2 separate regions of the Homo sapiens genome follow, and region 2 is linked to region 1. Evidence: read pairs that join two places in POLR2A ChIA-PET (ENCODE). Cell type or tissue: Caco-2. All regions are shown on one strand. Links, peaks and the distances in the headings refer to the core of each region. The heading gives the core; the rest is flanking DNA.

Evidence for each region. ChIA-PET counts read pairs that join two places held together with the same protein. Peaks named below come from ENCODE experiments on the same cell type or tissue, not always from the same donor. Only the 100,000 strongest peaks of a DNase experiment are listed, where the experiment ranks them.
Region 2: POLR2A ChIA-PET joins it to region 1 with 6 read pairs; 2 of 35 experiments call an interaction of 5 or more read pairs at or near these places.

What each region holds. Positions count from the first base shown.
Region 1 is chr3:177,705,940-177,716,180 of GRCh38, reverse strand. The region is part of intron 3 of LINC00578 (long intergenic non-protein coding RNA 578); the gene reads right to left. Among named protein-coding and RNA genes, the nearest start is that of LINC02015, 110 kb to the left of the region's middle. In Caco-2, for the core only: no CTCF peak of the experiment used is centred there; no DNase peak of the experiment used is centred there.
Region 2 is chr3:177,333,699-177,343,939 of GRCh38, reverse strand. No RefSeq gene overlaps it. Among named protein-coding and RNA genes, the nearest start is that of LINC00501, 44 kb to the right of the region's middle. RefSeq lists enhancers at 5,008-5,107, 4,965-5,259, 9,812-9,911 and a silencer at 6,545-6,839. In Caco-2, for the core only: no CTCF peak of the experiment used is centred there; DNase peaks (open chromatin) are centred at 4,909 and 5,159.

The DNA of each region.
Region 1 (10,241 bases), core at 2,772-7,771:
GCTACATCTCCCAACCTTGCTACACTTTGAGCACCAATAAACGTCAAACAGATTAGACAGGCCCATTACTCAATGGGCATATTACTAAAAATGGTACAAAGGTGAAATCCCAGCAGTTTCAGATGATTGGAGTATTTACAGGATGTTAGGAAAACATCTGCTTCAAAAATTCAGAGGTTTGAGAGTTGATATAATGTTTTATCAGGAGCCTACACCACCACCAGTCACGGCACAGAAAATATTAAGCCATGTCAGAGTGAATGAGTTTTGAGTACCTATTATATAGAATAGGCTGTACAGAGATTGGCCCTCTAATAGCCACTTAGAGTGAATACATTTTGCTTTTATCAAAAGAGAAGAGAATGGAGCCCACTTTTATAGCTTTGCTCATAGATAAATGCGGGTAGAAAGAGATATTTTTTCCTTCGGTACTGACCACTTAGGTTTGGGCATATAACATCCTTGCTCTAATACAAAGTCACTAAGCTTCAAGAGGCAGACAAAAGGTAACAACAGTTCAGTAGAACAAACCTTGAATTTTTGTTTATCTTCATTTTTAGCACAGTGACTACCAGTGAATTACCAATTGTGGAGCCAAGCACTGTGTACTATCTCACTTAATCTTTATAAGAATCCTGAGATATAGGTACAATTATTGCCATTTTACTCATGACGAAACTGAAGTTTGGAGAGCTTAAACAACTTGCTTTCATCACACATGTAGTAAATGACAAAGCTGGGTTTCTAATCCAATCAGTTTAATTCCAAAGTCTTCACTTCTTGCCACTACTGTCATCAGTTGTGCAGAAAATAAGCAGATGAAAGTTGAAATAACAACAACTAGAATAGTTTGTTCTGGTTATCTTATAACCACAAGAAATTTATAATATCCATCAGGGAATCATCTAGAATAGTGTTTGTTGGTGGGGACACACCCCAGTTATTAATGGATTAGTGCTAGAATCAAACTTCCACATTTCCTCTTCACCGAGATTTGATTACATCTCCGGGGTTTTCTTGGTGATATTGTTCCCTTTTTATAACTAATGGGGTAGTTGGTGGGAGGTTTGTAAATGAGGAAGCTGTATGTCTAAACGGAGAAAGTCAGAATATGAGCTGGGCTTTGCAGGAGCCAACCAGTATTTCCAGTCTATGATGCTAAATTCACCTTATAGTTTTTATATATACATAAATGTATATGTGTGCAGGCACAGGCATGCCTATGCCAAAAAAGAGATGGAGAGAGGAGGGAGGTATTGCTTTCTTCTTTTTGCTTTGCATTTTTGAGGGAACGACAGTTAGGTTCATCACTTATTAATCACAAAGTTTGGTGCTATGTCTTTAGAATAGAAAAGCATCACTTGATTTTCAATGCATAGTCTGCTAATTGGTAGGTTTTGCCTCTCAACTAAACTGTAAAGGGGAAGGTGCATACTAAACTGATTGCCCTACTTTAGGCAGCTCCTGGCAGGAATGCTGAGATGGATTAACATGCATAACAGAAGGCTTATGTGACCCTGGGAGACAGTAGAACCTGAAATAACCTTAATATCCTGTCAACTTTCATTACCAGACCCCACTGAACAAGAAAAGCCTATTTAACAATCTGTCTGGGAAGGAAAAATCCATATCTTTTTTTTAAACCAGTATTTTTCATCCTGTTCTTTTTTATCCTGGGGATATTTTCTTCCACCTCACTTCTCAGAACAATATCACTGCACTAGACCAAGTAATCTGGCATCCTGATTTCATCAGATTTTTCAGCCTATATGCCACTCCAGAGCCCTTGCTGCTGCAGACCTTCTTCAAACATACCCTCATACATCTGGAACACAGGGTCCGTGCTGAACAGTTAGCAGTCTAGTTTTAGCAGTGTGTTTGGACAGAAGGAACCCCATCTTCACAGTTGTCTAGGTTCAGCCCTAGGAAGGTGTTCAGGCTCAAGAAAGAGGGGAAGTATTAGTTCAACTGAAGACTGAAAAGCAAAAATATCTTGGAGAAGTATCTGGACTCTCTCAGACATACACAAATCCAGATGTCTGGTCAAGCTGTCAACTGCATTTGCTGAAAGCATCCTGAGTTACTTTAGCATGCCAAGTGCTGTATGCTCCTCAAGGGAGGTGTTTATGGGGAAATTCTAAAAATACTGAAGCACTAAAACAAATCCAAAATAATTGCATTTCTGTCGCTTTTTAACAGCACTTTCAAGAAATAGACCATTCTTTCTGTCTCAGTAAAAGCTTTCCAAATTTCCAAATTAGATGTCATATCTTGAGGTTCCAAACATCCTCCATTCACAAGATATGGCTTAGCCATAGATTTAATTCCATTTAATCAGAGTAGTTGAAATCATGGTTTTAAAAAAATCACTAGCAGTTGAGAGAGAGCTGGATTCTTCAAAATTAGCAGCAATGTGACCTTGGGCAAGTTACTTCTCTCCTCTGAATCATTAAAGGGAAGGGGGAAAGTAGTAAAATCTGTTGAATTATTGGCTACTTTACCATCATTACCTTTACTAAATGGTTTTCAGTATTTCTTCTAGTTTTAATTTTCTATTCTGCTGAGTTCTTAAATTGATTCAACAAATGTTTACTGAGAAATTCTATAAGCCAAGCATAGTGCTGTGCACTAAAAGAGTCATTACAATCAATATGAGGGCCAGGTGCAGTGGCTGATGCCTGTAATCCCAGCACATAGGGAGGCTGAGGTGGGCAGATTGCTTGAGCTCAGGAGTTCAAGACCAGCCTGGGCAACATGGCAAAACCCCATACCTACAAAAAATACAAAAATTAGCCAGGCGTGGTGGCACGCACCTGTAGTCCCAGCTACTTGGGAGGCTGAGGTTGGAGAATCACTTGAGCCCGGGAGGTGGAGGTTGCAGTGAGCCGAGATTGTCCCACTGAACTCCAGCTTGGGTGACAGAGCCACGCCCTGTCTCAATAAAATAAAATAAATAAAATAAAAATGAGGATGAAACATTAAAGGATTTTTACGAAGTCTTTTAATAACAAACTAGGCCTTCTAGTTTCTTTTTGCATACAATTCAGAGGAATGGCTTCTTATGGTATGAATGAGGCCACACTGAAATAATCCTGTCAGAAATTTGTCATCTTACTCCTTGGGAAATTTCTCAGTTCCTCCCAATGCACTATGACTTCACTTATCTGAGCTCCAGTGTGTTTCTATAAAACAGATTAAGCAGCCGGGCACGGTGGCTCACGCCTGTAATCCCAGCACTTTGGGAGGTCGAGGCGGGTGGATCACCTGAGGTCAGGAGTTCGAGGCCAGCCTGGTCAACATGGTGAAACTTCGTCTCTGCTAAAAGTAACAAAATTAGCTGGGCGTGGTGGCGCATGCCTGTAATCCCAGCTACTCAGGAGGCTGAGGCAAGAGAATTGCTTGAGCCCAGGAGGTGGAGGTTGCAGTGAGCCGAGATTGCACCATTGCACCATTGCAGTCCTCCAGCCTGCGGAACAAGAGCGAGACTTCATCTCAAAAAAAAAAAAAAAAAAAAAAAAAAAAAACCCAGATAACTCAGATGTTTAACTGGAAAATCACCACGTATTGAGAGTCGGGAGAACTGAGTTGGAGTTCTGGCTGTGGCACTAACATGTGGGACAATTTACTTGGTCTCTCTAGGTCTCACTTTCCTGATATGAAGAATTCAGTCTCGATGATTTAGCTTATTCCAAAAATTCTTCTACAGCACTGAGAGAGAGTGCAAGAGGGAAAATCTGTCTAAACCAGCACTGTAGAATACAGTCGTCACTAACAAGCATTTGAAATGTGGCTCGTTCAAATTGAGATGTGCAAAAAAAAAAAAAGTAAAATCTCTCATTGATAATTTTTAATAATGAGACAATTTTAATATTGATTATGTAATGAAAGGGTAAATATTTTAGATATATCGGGTTAAAAACAATATATTACTAAAATTAATTTCACCTATCTCTTTTTAATTTCATGTGGTTATCAGAAAATTTTAAATTTTCTAGTGGTGTTCACATGTGGTTCACATTTGTTGCTCGCATTGTATTTCTGCAGGACAGTACTGGTCTAAACCCTCTCAATTACCTACTTACTACAAAGTTATCAGCTTGTGAAGAGTTAAGTAGGTCATATTGTTCTGGCCTGCATTAAAAAAAAAAATAAAGTAAAAAACAGGAGGACAAAGAAAATAAGAAAACAGGCCTCTGTCTGGGAAGTGGACATGTCCCCTGAAGTGGACATGTCTACCTGAAGCCCACGAGGAGTTCTAGTTCCCCTCGCTGCTCCAGGGCCTTATTCTGCAGATTTCAATAAGAACAAGCCTGAGAACTAGAGAAGTGGCAAGGCCCTCTGATGTTATCTTAGAAAATGCAGACAGCTAATGACAGGAGAAAAACATGCCACTGCAAGTGAAAAGGGCCCAGGAGAAAAAAAAAAGAGAGTTGGGAGAAGCCTGGTGTTTAAATCATTCTGGGGTAGTGTGAAGTGAGGGAGGAAAGGGACGAAATTGACCATTAGAGCTCTGCCCTCTGAAGTAAATGTTCTCTCTCCCGTCATTTCTTCATCCTTTTATAATACTTTCCATTTCATGCCTTTCTTTATAGCTTGCAATTCTCTTTGCTAGGCACTTTCACATATGTATCTCATTTAATTGTAATATGCCTTTGAGGTCAGTATGATTACCCTCACTTTATAATTAAGAAAACTGGAACTCACAGAAGTTATATAACTTGCCCAACTTTGAACAGCTAGAAATTATGGTGGGGTCAGAATCTGAATCTGTAGCTTCTGACTTCAGTGGCTATGTATTTTTCCACAAAGCCACATCTCCTGCATGTATTTCAACTGTTCTTTCTTAATTATCTTGTGACATATTTTAAACTCAGCTAATTTTCTAGTTGCTTTATGAAGACAGTTTAGAGGTTATTCTACTTCACATTTTAAACTGCTTCCTAAAATATGACAGGGCTAATTTTTAAAACTCCTTTTCCCACTACTAGCTAAACACTGTCCAAATATTAATCAGATGTGAATACTTAGGCTAATAAAATAAGTAGGCCTTCAGCTCATTTGAATAGCTCAGCCAAACCTATGAAGAAACAAAATTAGCTGATACCCTGTCTGCCTTTCAGTGAATAAAAGATTTGGGCAAGATACATATTAAAACACTTTAGCCAAATGAATTAAAATTAACTTAGTTGATTATGGGAAATTTATAATGCAAATGTGTAAAACTAAACCCTTAAAATCATGATTACATAATTTCAATCATTTAATTTCAACAGAAGTAGCAAAATATTTTTTCATTTCACCTTCATGAACCACAGAAAAGAAGACAAATGAAATACATGCATTCTGCTTATTTGAAATAAAGTTTCTTCATGTTTCATCTGTAATCCCCCAAATGCCAGCATTAATCCATTCTAAATCCACAAGGCTTTCTGTTCAGACCCCAAGGAAGGCATAAGTAATGCACACAGAAGCTGTGCCAGTTCAAAACCCACAGCAGAAGCTAGTGTATCTGAAGATTCTATTGGGAATTGACTTCAAACAAATCCCCAAGTGGGGGATTTAAACATATACAGGAGCTGCTTTTTTTTTTTAAGTCCAAGTAATAGAGAGTACAACTAGCAAAATCATTTTTTTCATTATTTCATTTCAACCTGCATTTTTGATTTGTGCTGTAAAATCTTATAAAGAAAGAGGTATTAAGTATGATCTGCCCTCAGAAATTTCAAGATGGTACAAGGAAATTCAAATACAACAAACACTGACAGGTGCAGTAGGTGAATATTGTTCTCATTGCCTAGTAACTTTTTATTTGCAAAATAATTTTGAGTTGTTTTAAGTAGTATTTTCTCTACTGCATTTAAGTATATATATATAAAGTTTTTATATTACATTAAGAAAAGGATAGTAATTAGAAATTCCACCTATTAAAAATCATTAGAAATTAAGATAAAGGATCTATAAAGTAACAAATCATAAGAAATAGAATTTTATTTAGAAAATTTCAGTGCTCGAGAAACTTTCATAAACATGTCTATAACAGTAAAAAGGTATTTCTATGTGTAAAATATGTTCTAGGGAGCTTGGAATGTATAGTTTGCTAGGGAGAGAGAAAACAGACTTTTTTTTCCTTTTCAAATCAGGAAAAATGTAGTAAGAATGTATATACTAAGTATTTCTTAGCAACTCAAACTAACAAAAGTCAACTCAGCTGGGCACAGTGGCTCACACCTATAATCCCAGCACTTTGGGAGGCCGAGGTGGGCAGATCACCTGAGGTCAGGAGTTCAAGACCAGCCTGGCCAACATGGCAAAACCCCGTCTCTGCTAAAAATACAAAAATTAGCCAGGCATGGTAGTGGACACTTGTAATCCCAGCTACTTGGGAGGCTGAAGCAAGAGAATCTCTTGAACCCCGGAGGCGGAGGCTGCAGTGAGCTGAGATTGCGCCACTGCACTCCAGCCTGGGTGACAGAGTGAAGCTCCATCTCAAAAAAAAAAAGAAAAGAAAAGTCAACTCAGCACAAAATAATTTCAGAGGTACTTCACCTGATATTACAGATAAAAATTTTTATACGAATTATATTTATGTGAATTAATTGTGTTAAATGACCCAAAGCATGGTCATCATTTAAAGAAAACCTCCGGAGACTCATTTATTTTTAAAAATTAACTGCTTCCTCATTTATCTGCGTTGTAAATTAATTCTTCATTCAACAAGTGATTATTGAGCATCAACCATGTGCCAGGCACTGAGTCCGTAATACTTATCAAGGCAGCATACTCCCATTGTCCAGGAGCTAGAGTATACATGGAGAGACGCACAAGCAAGTGACTAAGCAAGTTCATTTAACAAGCACAACGTGTGCTGAGTGTTACCAAGGAAATAAACGTGACATGTGGTGGAGAAGAGCTGGAGACCTATTTCACACTGGATAATCAGGGAAGGCTTCTCCAAGGAAGTGGCATCCAAACTAAGATCTGACAGTCAAGAAGGAGCTCATCCATCACATAGAAAGAGAGCAAGGATGGCCGGGCGCGGTGGCTCACGCCTGTAATCCCAGCACTTTGGGAGGCCGAGGCGGGCGGATCACGAAGTCAGGAGATCGAGACCATCCTGGCTAACACGGTGAAACCCGTCTCTACTAAAAATACAAAAAATTAGCCAGGCGCAGTGGTGGGCGCCTGTAGTCCCAGCTACTCGGGAGGCTGAGGCAGGAGAATGGCGTGAACCCGGGAGGCGGAGCTTGCAGTGAGCCGAGATCCTGCCACTGCACTCCAGCCTGGGCGACAGAGAGAGACTCCGTCTCAAAAAAAAAAAGAAAGAGAGCAAGGATATAATGTGTTTTGTGGGACAAATGATGGTAGAGGAAATAGAGCTTAAAGTCCTGAAGAGTGAAGAAGGCTGGAGGATTGTTAGGAAAGGAGGGAGGAGCCATAGATGAGATCAGGTAGGCTGGGCTGTGATAGGGGATAGGAGTTTAATCCAATCTGTGTTTCGGAACAATCTCTCATGCTGCCCTTTGGAGAACTGACTGAAGACACGCGGCATGGAAGCCAGACCACATGTTAGGAGGCTACTATATAACACAAAGATGATAGTAACTAGACTCAGTGGTTGTAGTGGAAACAGAGACAGGGCAGTGGACTTGAGGATAGAAACAACAGGGCTTGCTGATAGATTAGATGCGATGGATTAGGCTTGATGGAGAAGTTTACATTAAAGATGTCTCCCAGATACATGTACAATCAAGATCTTTATAAAAACTCCTCTCTATTTAATATAAGGATGTGTTCTTCCCGTATACTCATTCTTACAGTTTGCTAGTTCACTGCATGTGAAAATGTACTCTGGTTTCATAAGAATGTATTTAGACTCTCAAATACAGGCCTTCAATATCATTCATAACTAAATTTCTATTTAAAAATGTATTGAGCCAAACATGGAAATCTGCAATTCTCTCTTTTCTTCATAATATGGTTAAAGCGAGCTCATTTCTTTTTTATTCCTCTTCAACATCTTTAATGGCTTCCGTAGATGTTGTCCTTGCTATTTTTGTTGTTGCTGCTGCTATTGTTGCTGTTATTGTTTTATAAAGATGACTATAATCCTTACTAGTTAACCCAGAAATGATTAAAATAATCCATATAAATAGGCTACTGCTTGGAGTGGGGCTCTCAAGTATTCTACTTAAGTCTAAGCCAAATTATTTGGCTTCCATCTCTTGAAAAATGTTAGATGACTTCATCTGATTTCCAGTCCCAACTGAGTAATGCTTGGACTTTGGGTATCTAAAATGTTCGAGCCACAAAACAAAGCTCATATAAACCTACCAATTTCTACTGAGTTGTTGGTTCAATCTTTTTCCTCTACTTTGGTTTTTACCAGTTCATGCTAATGGTCTAGATATTATGGTCATATAAGCTCTAGGTTTTTGCTCAGTATCTTCCAAGGAATTCACCTGAGCACTGGGAGCATGCAGAATAGCCAACAACAGAGTACTGTGGCGTAGCTTCACAGATAACTCACAAAGAGGCAGAAATATGTCAATAACTTTCAACAATGACCCCAGACAACACCGCAAACAGAGGCAGACTGCTAGGAAAGAAGTCACTATGAGGGTGTCCCTTACATTTTCTATCAAAGGCCCAGTTCTTATTTGGTACTGTGTTGACCCACATGGAAAAGGAGTGATTTTATTCAAATCTTCTCCAGTTGCTCTCTCATCTGTTGATTTTTTACCGCACTTTTATATCTCATACTCAAAGTAAGACGAACTCTTTGAGTTGTAGGCTCATTGTGATTTTTGTCTGCATAAATCTAGGTCAGCCTCACGAAATTATGAATATTTCAGATGGGAAAAAACAGATACCTAAGCAAGAGACTCATGTCTGGTTCCAATTTGAAATTATTTCTTCTCGTCGCTTTTCAGGTTTAAAGCTCTAAAATTTTTAGTCTAAGTATTTTCAGGAATATTTGTTATAATTAGAACTAAGGTGGGGATTCCTGTCAAGACCCGGCCTCCTGGATCTTGTTTAATGTTGAGGAACCTCACTCTCCCTCCAGCCCTTGCTACCCACAATCCCTCCAAGCACAAAATCCTAAATAAGAGAGGCCAAGCCTTGAGTTTCCAAAACTAACGATGAAGCCCAATTGGCAGTGTAGTCTAGTAGCAGAAATGTGGGTGAGCTTTGTTATATAGATCTGGGTTCCAATCCTCTGTCCACCAGTATATCTCAGGGAGATTGAGCAAGCTATTTAGCTTTTCAGAACCTCATTTCAGTTCTTTGTAGAATGGATATTACAACTCCTCTCTCATAGATTTATTATGAGGAATCAAATAAATGATGTCCTGTAAGTTCCTGGCACATGATAGGCTGCCAATGAATCTTATCATAGCAGGAGTCCCAGCTGCGTTGTTTGCTACTGGTATATTTTGCCAAGCCTGGCTGCCTGGTGGGGTGGGTCTGCCAGGAGACTGTCTGTTTCAGAAACTGAAGAGCCTCCTGGGAAAGAACTCATACAGAATGAGACTGTCAGACAAGCTTGGCCCAAGAAGAAAAAGCCTTAGTTATCTGGGGGAAAGTCTGGCTTTGACTCTGTGGTATCACCCCATCCCCCAAGCCAGCCTCTTTCAGATGTACTCATATCAGAGTCCTAAGGAGAAAGAAGACTCTGAACAAAAACAAAGAGAGCTGTTTTCTCTGAAAACATCTGGCTCACCCTCTTGTATTTCTTCCACTTCTCTTTCCATACACTCTTGATCACTGAGGACGATTCTGGCTGGCCCAATTGCCAGGAGATTCTTTATTCTCTTGGATTGGTGGGTCTGGTTTACTAAGCCCAAATCAGAGTTGCAGAACTTGGATTCTGTGGTTGGGTTACTTGAATGAAGCAAGCACCTGGCTTCCCCCCCTCCTTCCTGAGCCTGCCTTCTTTGGATGAATTTGCATTACACGGACCTCTAGAAGGACTTAGCTTTTCTAAACAAAATACAAAAGTCCAGGTTCTGATTAGCAACCTCACAGGGCAGCCACCTGTTACACTGACAAGCACATTCGCTGGTAGGCCACTGTGTCAAATCACTTTCCCACTTCTTCCCAAACAAGGAGGCAGATGCTCAGTAGAATCAGGGCAGTGTCAGGAACTAACCTTGAAAATTGGCCTGGACATGAACTGGATTGACACCACAAAGATGCTTAAGTTTTACAGGCTAAAAGTAGCCAAATTTGATCCATCCAAA
Region 2 (10,241 bases), core at 3,026-8,025, 370 kb after region 1:
ATACTGAGAGAAGAAATGTGCTTATGATAAAATCCTTTCCGACACAAATAACTCTGCAAAGGTATTGAAGAGCGCTGGGTCTGTACACATTGTGATGTTATTATTAGCCAAGACTCTAGCTATGTTTATATATCCAGTCAGGTGCAAGGGAAAAAAAAAACCCCTCTAAATTCCTCAAGAAAGATTTACGTAGTGCATAGTCTTTCACTCAGAAATTGAATTATTTCTTGTTTTAATACAAAACTGTCGATTTTTATGAAATCATTTCAGAAACATGCCTTATCAGGGAATGTTGTAAGATTTTCCAACATCAAAAAAAATGCTCTGGTAGAATCATCATGGGCATTTTGAGTGGAAAAAAAAAAACTTCACAAACTCAAAAGCACTGTACTTAACGATCAGGAATTATTGTTGTTGTCACTGCTATTATCCTCTTTTTCCAGAAGGATCCTATGAAAGTTATTCAAAAATTTTGGGTGGAATGAACAGGTCTCAGATCACAGTAGCCTAGTTCAAAGTCTGAAGGTTGTGTGAGCTGTTGCTTGAATTTAAAAAGAGAGGAAAGGGAAAGGGTGAGGTGGACAGGAGGAGAGCCTGGTTACTGTGAACTGCTTTACTGCTAGAAACTCAGTCACCTTTGCCCAGGCACAGCTTGTCCTGTTGTGGGCCTTCCCCACCATCAGCCAGAAATATGAAGATACATCTGTAAAGAATGATGACCTTTACTAGCCAATATTTATCATGTGCTTACCACATCCCAAATCCCGGGCTGCGCACTCTGTATAGGGTACCAACTTTTTCCTTCCAGCAACTCTTACAGGCAGTCCTATTACTATCCCCATCTTATAGATGGAGCGTCTGAGGCTTAGAGAGGTGAGGTAACTTGCCCAGGGCACATGGATAGCAGATTTAAAGGTAATGCCCAGGTGGTCCAATCTGCTTACTAAACAGTCTCCTAGAGACTAGTGGAAGTCAAAGGATATGGCCTTGAAAAAGTAGTGATTTGGGTTGTTGTTTTCTCAGTGTAAGGAAAGGTGATTAGATTATGTAACCATCTGCTTCATTGATGGGACTTGCAGTTTGAAAGTTTAATTCTATTATTTAGTATAATACTAGCTGCTGAAACAAATCTCCAAACCCCAATGAATACAATACAAGCTTATTTTTCGGCGGGGCACGGTGGCTCACACCTGTAATCCCAGCATTTTGGGAGGTCGAAGCGGGTGGATCACGGGGTCAGGAGCTCGAGACCAGCCTGGCCAAGATAGTGAAACCCCATCTCTACTAAAAATACAAAAATTAGCCAGGCATGGTGGCACGCACCTGTAGTCCCAGCTACTCAGGAGGCTGAGGCAGGAGAATCACTTGAACCCGGAGGCAAAGGTTGTGGTGAGGTGAGATTGCGCCACTGCACTCCAGCCTGGGCAACAGAGTGAGGCTCCATCTCAAAACAAACAAACAAAAAAGTTTATTTCTCACTCATATCACACTCCTGTGTAGATCAGCAACTCTGCTCTTCACAGTCATTCAGTAACCCAGGGTCCTTCCGTCTTATAGCTCTGCCTTCCTCTAGATCCATGGAGTCCTCTGAGTTCAGAGGTTGGACAGGAAAAGAGAGTGAGAAAGGCACATGGGGGTTTTAAAGGCAAGGCCTGTTCATATTCCACTGGCCCAGTTTCAGTTACATGATCACACCCAACTACTGGGAAATGCAATCTAGCTGTGGCCTCAAAAGCAGCAGAGAACATGGACACCGGGGAGAATTTGCAGCCTTTGTCTCAGAAAGCAATATCTTCATTGAACCCTTTATTTAATTCCTTATTTCTCTGCTGCCCAGCAATTATTTTTTCAAATGGTTTTAAGGAATAGCATCTACAGAAGATTTCTTGGAGTATGTACAATTCACTTATTTCCAAATAGTCCAGTGTGTATGTGGGCCCATTGTTTTGCTCCCACGCTCAATATCCTGGGAACGCCTTTTCTGATTTGCATTCGTTGTTTGTGCCTTTGACTTGCACTGAGGAATATGAGACACAGCCATATGAAATTCACTGTGATCTCTACTAAAAGGATTTTATCAAGGAAGAAACCTCTCGGGTTTTAGTATGAGTAAAAACTATGTTTCTCTTGAATTGCGTTTTTTTAAATCTCACAAACATTCTGAATCTTATAATAGATCACATTTTTCCCTTTGCTGAGGCCACTAAGAAACTCTGAGCCAAATTTTACATTCTTCTCCAAACACAGAACAAAAGCTTTATAATATTTATTTCTGTGTATCAGTTTTACCTATCTGTATTATTTTTCTATCAAAAACAAAACAATTTTGCCCTCACCCTAATTGTTTCTAATGTTATTTTATATTTTTGTATTTTGTATAGAAAGAGAGAACCTCAAAAACCATTGAGGTACAAGATGGATAAAAATAAATAATCTCACAGTGGTTACTAGAGGTGGGACAGGGTGGGGGAGGGGTAGCCGAAGGTTGGTTAAGGAATGCAAAAGTATAGTTAGATAGGAGGAATAAGTTCTAGTGTTCATACAGCACTAGAGAGTGACTATAGCTAACAACAACTCATGGCATATTTTCAGGCCAGGCATAGTGGCTCATGCCTGTAATCCCAACACTTCGGGAGGCCAAGGCGGGTGGATCACGAGGTCAGGAGTTTGAGACCAGCCTGTCCAGCATGGCAAAACCCCGTCTCTACTAAAAATATAAAAATTAGCCGGGCATGATGGCACGTGCCTGTAGTTTCAGCTACTTAGGAGGCTGAGGCAGGAAAATCGCTTGAACCTGGGAAGCGGAGGTTGTAGTGAGCCGAAATTGTGCCATTGCACTTCAGCCTGGGCAACAGAGTGAGACTCCTTCTCAAAAAAAAAAAAAAAAAAAAATTGCATATTTTCAAATAGCTAGAAGATCAGATTTTTAATGTTCCCAACACAAAGAAATGATAAATGTTTGAGGTAATGGTTATGCTAATTACCCTGATTTGATTATTATACATTGTATCCATGTATCCAAATATCACACGGTACCCCATAAATATGTGTCAGTTAAAAATAATAATGAAAGCAAAAAATAAAAATTAGTTAATTAATTAACACAAAATAAATAAATAATCTCATCATGCACTGTGGGGTAGCACACATGAATTTGATCGTATTTGTAATTTGGAATCTATGCCAAATGCCATCTCAGTTATGAGGGTTATTCAGAAAGACAAACAGGATAGATACTCCCCAGCTGTCATGCCGCCTTAGTGCACAGGAAACCCTGTGAGCAGCTGACCCTCCAAGCTGATCTCAGCCCATTGGTATTCTTGGTGGTCCTGTCCCAGTATCTTAAAGGTGAAAAGTGCTGGGTGTAACATGTGTCACAAAACAGCTCTCTGAGTTAAGGTCTTTGCTTAATGAGGAGCTGTGAATACAGAGGACCTGTGGGAATACTTTAGGAATTAACCATGTGCTCATATGGTAGATCTACTACAGCTAACTAGCTGAGTGACCTTGAGCAAGGTACTTAACCTCTCTGGGCCTCTCATGTCCTTATACCTAAAATAAAGACATTGGGCCATTGGGCTAGATAATCTCTAAAACCTCTTCCAGCACAATAAATCTCTTCCAGCACAATAAATCTGTGATACATTCTTTATACAAATTAAAATATAGTTTTTAAAAGTTCCCCCAGGTCTTTTAGAAATAAATAGGCCGGGCGCAGGGGCTCACGCCTGTAATCCCAGCACTTTGAGAGGCTGAGGAGGGCAGATCACGAGATCAGGAGATCGACACCATCCTGGCTAACACAGTGAAACCCTGTCTCTACTAAAAATACAAAAAATTAGCTGGGCATGGTGGCATGTGCCTGTAGTCCCAGCTGTTCAGGAGGCTGAGGCAGGAGAATCGCTTGAACACAGGAGGCAGAGGTTGCCGTGAACTGAGATCGCACCACTGCACTCCAGCCTGGGCAACAGAGCGAGACTCTGTCCCAAAAAAATAAAATAAAATAAAATAAAATAAAATAAAATAAAATAAAATAAAATAAAATAAAATAAGACTATGAGCCAGGAGCAGTGGCTCACGCCTGTAATCCCAGCACTTTGGGAGGCCGAGGCAGGTGGATCACCTGAGGTCGGGAGTTCAGGACCAGCCTGACCAACATGGAGAAACCCCGTCTCTACTAAAAATACAAAATTAGTCAGGCATGGTGGCGCATGTCTGTAATCCTAGCTACTTGGGAGGCTGAGGCAGGAGAATCGCTTGAACCCAGAAAGTGGAGGTTGCAGTGAGTCGAGATCACTCCATTGCACTCCAGCCTGGGCAACAAGAGGAAAACTCCGTAACAAAGAAAGAAAGAGAGAGAGAGAGAAGGAAGGAAGGAAAGGAAGGGAGGAAGGAAGGAAGGAAGGAAGGAAGGAAGGAAGGAAGGAAGGAAGGAAGGAAGGGAGAGAGGAAGAAAGGAAAGAAAAGAAAGAAAGAAAGAGAAAGAAAAAGAAAGAAAGAAAGAAAGAAAGAAAGAAAGAGAAAGAAAGAGAAGAAAGAAAAAAGAGAAATGACTATGTCTAGAGAAAAAGATCTAGTGGGCAAACTATAAGTGAGTAAATCAGGCTAGTAGCAAACATATTCAGGAACCACCATGATAAAATGTGGCTGCTTATCTTTCCTGTTTGAACAGGAGGTCACAGTTTTGCTATATAGAGTTGAAAGGTTGTATAGACAGGATGTGTTAATTTGAGTTAGAATTCATCTGGGGCACCTGGACAGTTAATCCATCTCTGGGCTTCAGGAATCCAATACTACCCTAAGAACACTGTTGTAGAATGTATACGGCATGCTGGACATGGAAATCGGCTTGCTCCATTGGTGGTGGGGCATAGAGAGGTTCATGTCAGCCCAGCACATCCCCAGGAACTATACCAGTTTCCTTATTGCCCAAGCCAATATCTACAATGCAAAGCATCTTTCAACTGTAATTTAGGAGGACTATGAGCTGGCCACCTGAGTTTTTGCTTGCAGTTCAGGAACTATTGCTAAAAATGCATTTTATGGTGAAACAAGGGATTAGCTAATCTTTCAGGCTAACAGAGGACCAGCTACAAATGTTTCCTGTGTGTATTGTGAAACTCTGAGATAACAGAGAAGTTCCTTATTGCCCTCTGAATTTCCCTTCCCCCAGGACCTCCACTGGTCACACAAGCCATTATCTGAGACAAGCTGACCAGAGCGTGATGCTATAACTTTTTTTGTTCATACTTCCAAATTAAATCTGGTTAGAAAAATAAATGGCTAGAAAGTATTTAAATCTTGTCTTGAATCTTGGAGGAATTTACTTATTTTTCTTCATCTGTTGGCTACCCTTCTTTAAAAAAAAAATTATTATTATTTTTTTTGAAACGGAGTTTTGCTCTTGTTGCCCAGGTTGGAATGCAATGGTGCGATCTCAGCTCAACGCGACCTCTGCCTCCCGGGTTCAAGCGATTCTCCTGCCTCAGCCTCCCGAGTAGCTGGGACCACAGGTGCCCGCCACTACACCCAGATAATTTTATATTTTTAGTCTCAAACTCCTGACCTCAGGTGATCTGCCCACCTTGGCCTCCCAAAGTGCTGGGATTACAGGCGTGAGCCATTGCGCCCGGCCAGTTTTATTTTTTATTAACAAACTCATTCTCTGGATATTCTGGAGACAAAAGCAAAACACCCAAGAAAATGGGCACTTAGGCAATAAGAACTCAGACCCCTGTGGTTTGCTACAAATGTACTCACTAACAGAGCACATGCTGCCACCCTTAAGTTTCACACATGCTGCCAAGACCAAAGGTCCACTTTGATGACTAAATGGTAACACTATTTTCTTTGAATCATAGTATATGCATTTAATATTCTCTTGGGCCTTACTTAAAAGAGTAATATTTTTTCTTTTTTTTTTTAGGGTAAAGATATGGGAATTTCCCAACCACATTGTTCCACTTCATATCTTCTTCTTTCTCTTCTCATTTTATTTTCACTGCAGACCAGAGTGAAGACAAATGTGTATTACTTGGTAGCTTATGAACAGCAAGGAAAAACTGACTGGCAACCGCCATGGAAAGGTGTGAAACCGTAACCACGAGGACTCTCACATTTACATGTTACTGACTAGCGAATGTCTAGGCCTAAAACATCTGCCCTCTTATAGCTGTTTTATTATTATGTAAACATGGCTACAAGATTTCTGACATAAAATAGTAGATGACTCAGTGTCTTCAAATGATTAATTGCTGGTTTTTTTGCCTGACCTCTTTCTTCATTTCTTCAATAATAAATCTATTGTCATGCATTGAATTACGGAAGACTGAAGCTCCCAAATGCTGGGCCTGAAAATGCACTCACTCTCTCCAACAGCATGCGGGTGTTTCTCATTAGTTTCATAAGTGCCAAGAAAATTTCAAAATGATACCAAACAAGAATATTTTAAATTTTATCACATTACCAGCTAAGAAATCTGTAAGCACATTGTTAATTCACTTATATTCATCGCACAGCAAAACAAATATGGCATTTCAAAACTGAGAAAGTTAAAGCCTCCTATAAGAAGTCTATAGCCACCGTTTCTTGAGTCCTGTCTTCATATCTCATTCCTCCCAGAGCACATCTCTCACCAAGGTTCCTGTTAGATTCCATTCTGGTTTGTGTCTTTGTGGAGGCATGTCTGTCCGTAGCCAAGACACAGAGGGCTAGACTGGTTGTAACACAAATCAGAAATTTCTGCCTTGCAGCTGCCTGGGGAAGTAACAGTTAATTGAGCGTGGGAGCTGTGTGTAGACCCTCAAGACTAACAGTTAAGAGGCAAGGTTTCAGTAAAAATGTTTAGAAGCTGCATACCACACAGCTGGAAATGAAGGGCAGAGCTGTTTTCTGGGGAATTTGAATTATGTGTACATCCAATCGAGAACAATAAATGAATTTGTGTCCAGCAATAATAATCCCTCAGTTATAGATAGACATACCATTTATGCAGCACTTCCCATGAATTCTGTCTCACTGAGCCTCACAACAGTTCTGTGCATACAAGGCTGTTAATTGCAAGCCATTTTATTTATTTATTTATTTATTTTGAGAAGGAGTTTAGCTCTGTCGCCCAGGCTGGAGTGCAGTGGTGTGATCTCAGCTCACTGCAACCTCCGCCTCCCAGGTTCAAGCAATTCTCCTGCCTCAGCCTCCAGCGTACCTAGGATTACAGGCATGTGCCACCATGCCTGCAATTTTTGTATTTTTAGTAGAGATGGGGTTTCACCATGTTGGCCAGGCTAGTCTTGAACTTCTGACCTCAGGTGATCCACCCGCCTCGGCCTCCCAAAGTGCCAGGATTACAGGCATGAGCCTCCATGCCCGGCCATCATGTCATTTTAGAGATAAGAACTCCAAGGCTGCAGGAGATGAAATAGTTGGTTCCCTTTTGAACTAGATGTGAGTGGCAAGCTGGGGATCACATTCAGGTTTTCTGAGGGTACTTTTTACTAAGCAGGATGCCTCTGTCCTCAAATCCAGGTTAAGGAATTCACCCCCTTAACCGGCTTTCCATTTGACAAAGTGAGAGTCCTATTAATCTAATACTGAACTTCTGTTAGTCCATTTCCATTGTACTGAAACACAAAAGACAAATTCCCATCATTAAGAAAGTTGTAACAAGGGGGATATTTATGTCTCTCTCCCCGTCCTGCTTTGTATTCTCTTTTTATTTTTTTCATTGCTTTTGTAATTCAGATTGTATTAGAAATTAGAGGAAGGTTGAAACTAGGTATATGGTGACCAAGGTGTGGAAGATGGAATTCATCCTCTTTTCTCCAGGTTTTTTGAGTGGAAGTTCTGACAATAGGGACAGTTGTGTCACTGTGTTCTATGCAGTGTCATTTTATTTTCCTGAAAACATTTGTCCTTGCTACAAGTAGATTAGAGGTTAGAATGCAGGATTGGCAGGCAGGATTTGTGGTTTCTATTTTTAGCCCTGCCACAATTTTATTGCACAAGGGTGAGTCCTAAGCAGTGTGGTTTATTGGAGAGAGAACTCGATTGGAACTGGCTCTCCTGTGAATGAATGATACTGAGCACCATAGCTGAGCATCAGCCGAGAGGAAGGGTCCAGACTAGTGTGAGCCCCTCCATCACCAAATACAAGCGTTCCTATAACTAATGTATGTGATTCACTACTCTGCAGGAGGACCTGCAGAACAATCCCATTGGGCCTCTTTTCACAACTTTCTACAGTGGGAACAGAAGCCACTCTTTTAAAAGGATTCAGCCAAAGGAAGAAGGACCTTCAGTTGTTGAGGTTGTTTTGATTTGTTTTGTTTTTGAGGCAGAGTATCACTCTGTCATCCAGGCTGGAGGGCAATGGAGCAATCTTGGCTCACTGCAACCTCCACCTCCCGGGCTCAATTGATTCTCATGCCTCAGCCACCCAAGTAGCTGGGATTATAGATGAGTGCCACCACGCTAGGCTAATTTTTGTATTTTTAGTAGAGACGAGGTTTCACCATGTTGGTCAGGCTAGCCTCAAACTCCTGAACTCAAGTGATCTGCCCGCCACAGCCTCCCAAAGTATTGGGATTACAGGCGCGAGCCACTGCACCTGGCCAACCTTGAGTATTTCATTCTGAATATGTTTCAGGGTCTGTGCACAGACCTACAGGTCTCCACTTAATGAGAATGAGAGAGAGAGACAGGGAGAGAAGTAGGTCAAAAGAACAGTACGTTATTTGAAGATGTAGGGATGGAGTGGGGGTAATATGTTTTTGGATGATCACTGGTGTTTCCTTGACTTCAGATAACATGATTCAGACTGGGCCAAAGAGTTTAGAAAGCAAAGGGGAGAGAAAAATTATCGTGTACACTCTAACTCCAAAAGAGACCTGTAGTAGCCTTCTGAGCTTAAAGGAATGAATTGAACCAAATATGTTCAAAAGACATTGGATCAGCCTTGCACTGTTCCCAGATAGCATAGACCCAAGACCTCTCCGTTCTGTTCAGCATACCTGAAGACACCTACGCTCAGGTCTAATCCAATCTAGGACCTAGCAGTACCTCAGCCTGGAGAGACAAATAACTTTGGCCCTGGATTCTGAGTCTCAGCATCTACGGCTTTACTTTCCTAGCCCCGAGCCATCTTTATTAGATAATTGTGCTTTTGCCTTCTTCTCCATTAATGAAGCCCCATGTAACCTAACCTAGTCCCTCTAGAAATACATACAATAAACTTGACTTAATTCATTTATTCCATCATTTATCCACTCAAGATATATGTATGCATGCTTATTATGTGCCAAACACTGTGCTATGCCTGTGGACAGAGTGGCAGCAACAAAAGCCAATAAGACAAAACTGCATGATCTTTGCTTGATGGGAGACAGGGCCAAAAAAAAAATTACACATATAGGATATATAATTACAACCCGAGGGAAGTGCTGGGAAGGAAAAGGCAGGCTGCCATATGAGCATTGAAGCCCCAGGCAGGTGGTGGAGGACGTGACATCTGAAGATAAATACCCTGAATGCCAACCACCTGCCATCCTGGGCTTCTGGACGTGGCCCACCCTCAGTGTCCCCATTCCCTCCCACTCCTAAGAAGTTCCTCCTAGAACATCCGCTGGGCCACCTCCCTGGAAAATGCTGACCCTGTCTTCATTACAGCCCGCCCTAGCTCCCTCAAACCACAGTGACCTCATCTGAACTCAATTATGAAATTCTGACACTTAGACTTTAGCAACTGGCCCTACCACAAGAAAAAGTTTTCATTCTTTTCTCAAGATAAATTTTAAAGCAAAACTAAACCCAAGTTGGTGGGAGCAGAACAGATCTGTCTGAGAACAAGGGGAGCACCCTGAGGCAGCACAGGGCTGATGCTTGGTGGCTTCTCTTCTCCTCTCTGCCCTTTGAGATGGAATGTGGGGCAGGCAGAAAGCACTACTCTCCAGGTCAGGAGACCTGCACCCTGGCTTGTCCACTAAACTTGTCAGCTGTATCCATCTCTACGGGTCCCTGAGGAGGTTTGATTTGCTTAGGTTTGAGGTGAGTGTGTCTGCTGCACACATTTACTGGTCCTTTTTAAAAGCTGAAAATTTAACAATTTGTTTTTAGGCTGTATCAAAATGTCACTTCTCTGTCAAAATGACTACGTCTCAATGCCTTGTCCACTTTGTGTATGATTGGTGACAGCCCAGCACCCTGTCACTCTAAGCCATCACTCTGGTTCTTGGGTAACAAGCTGA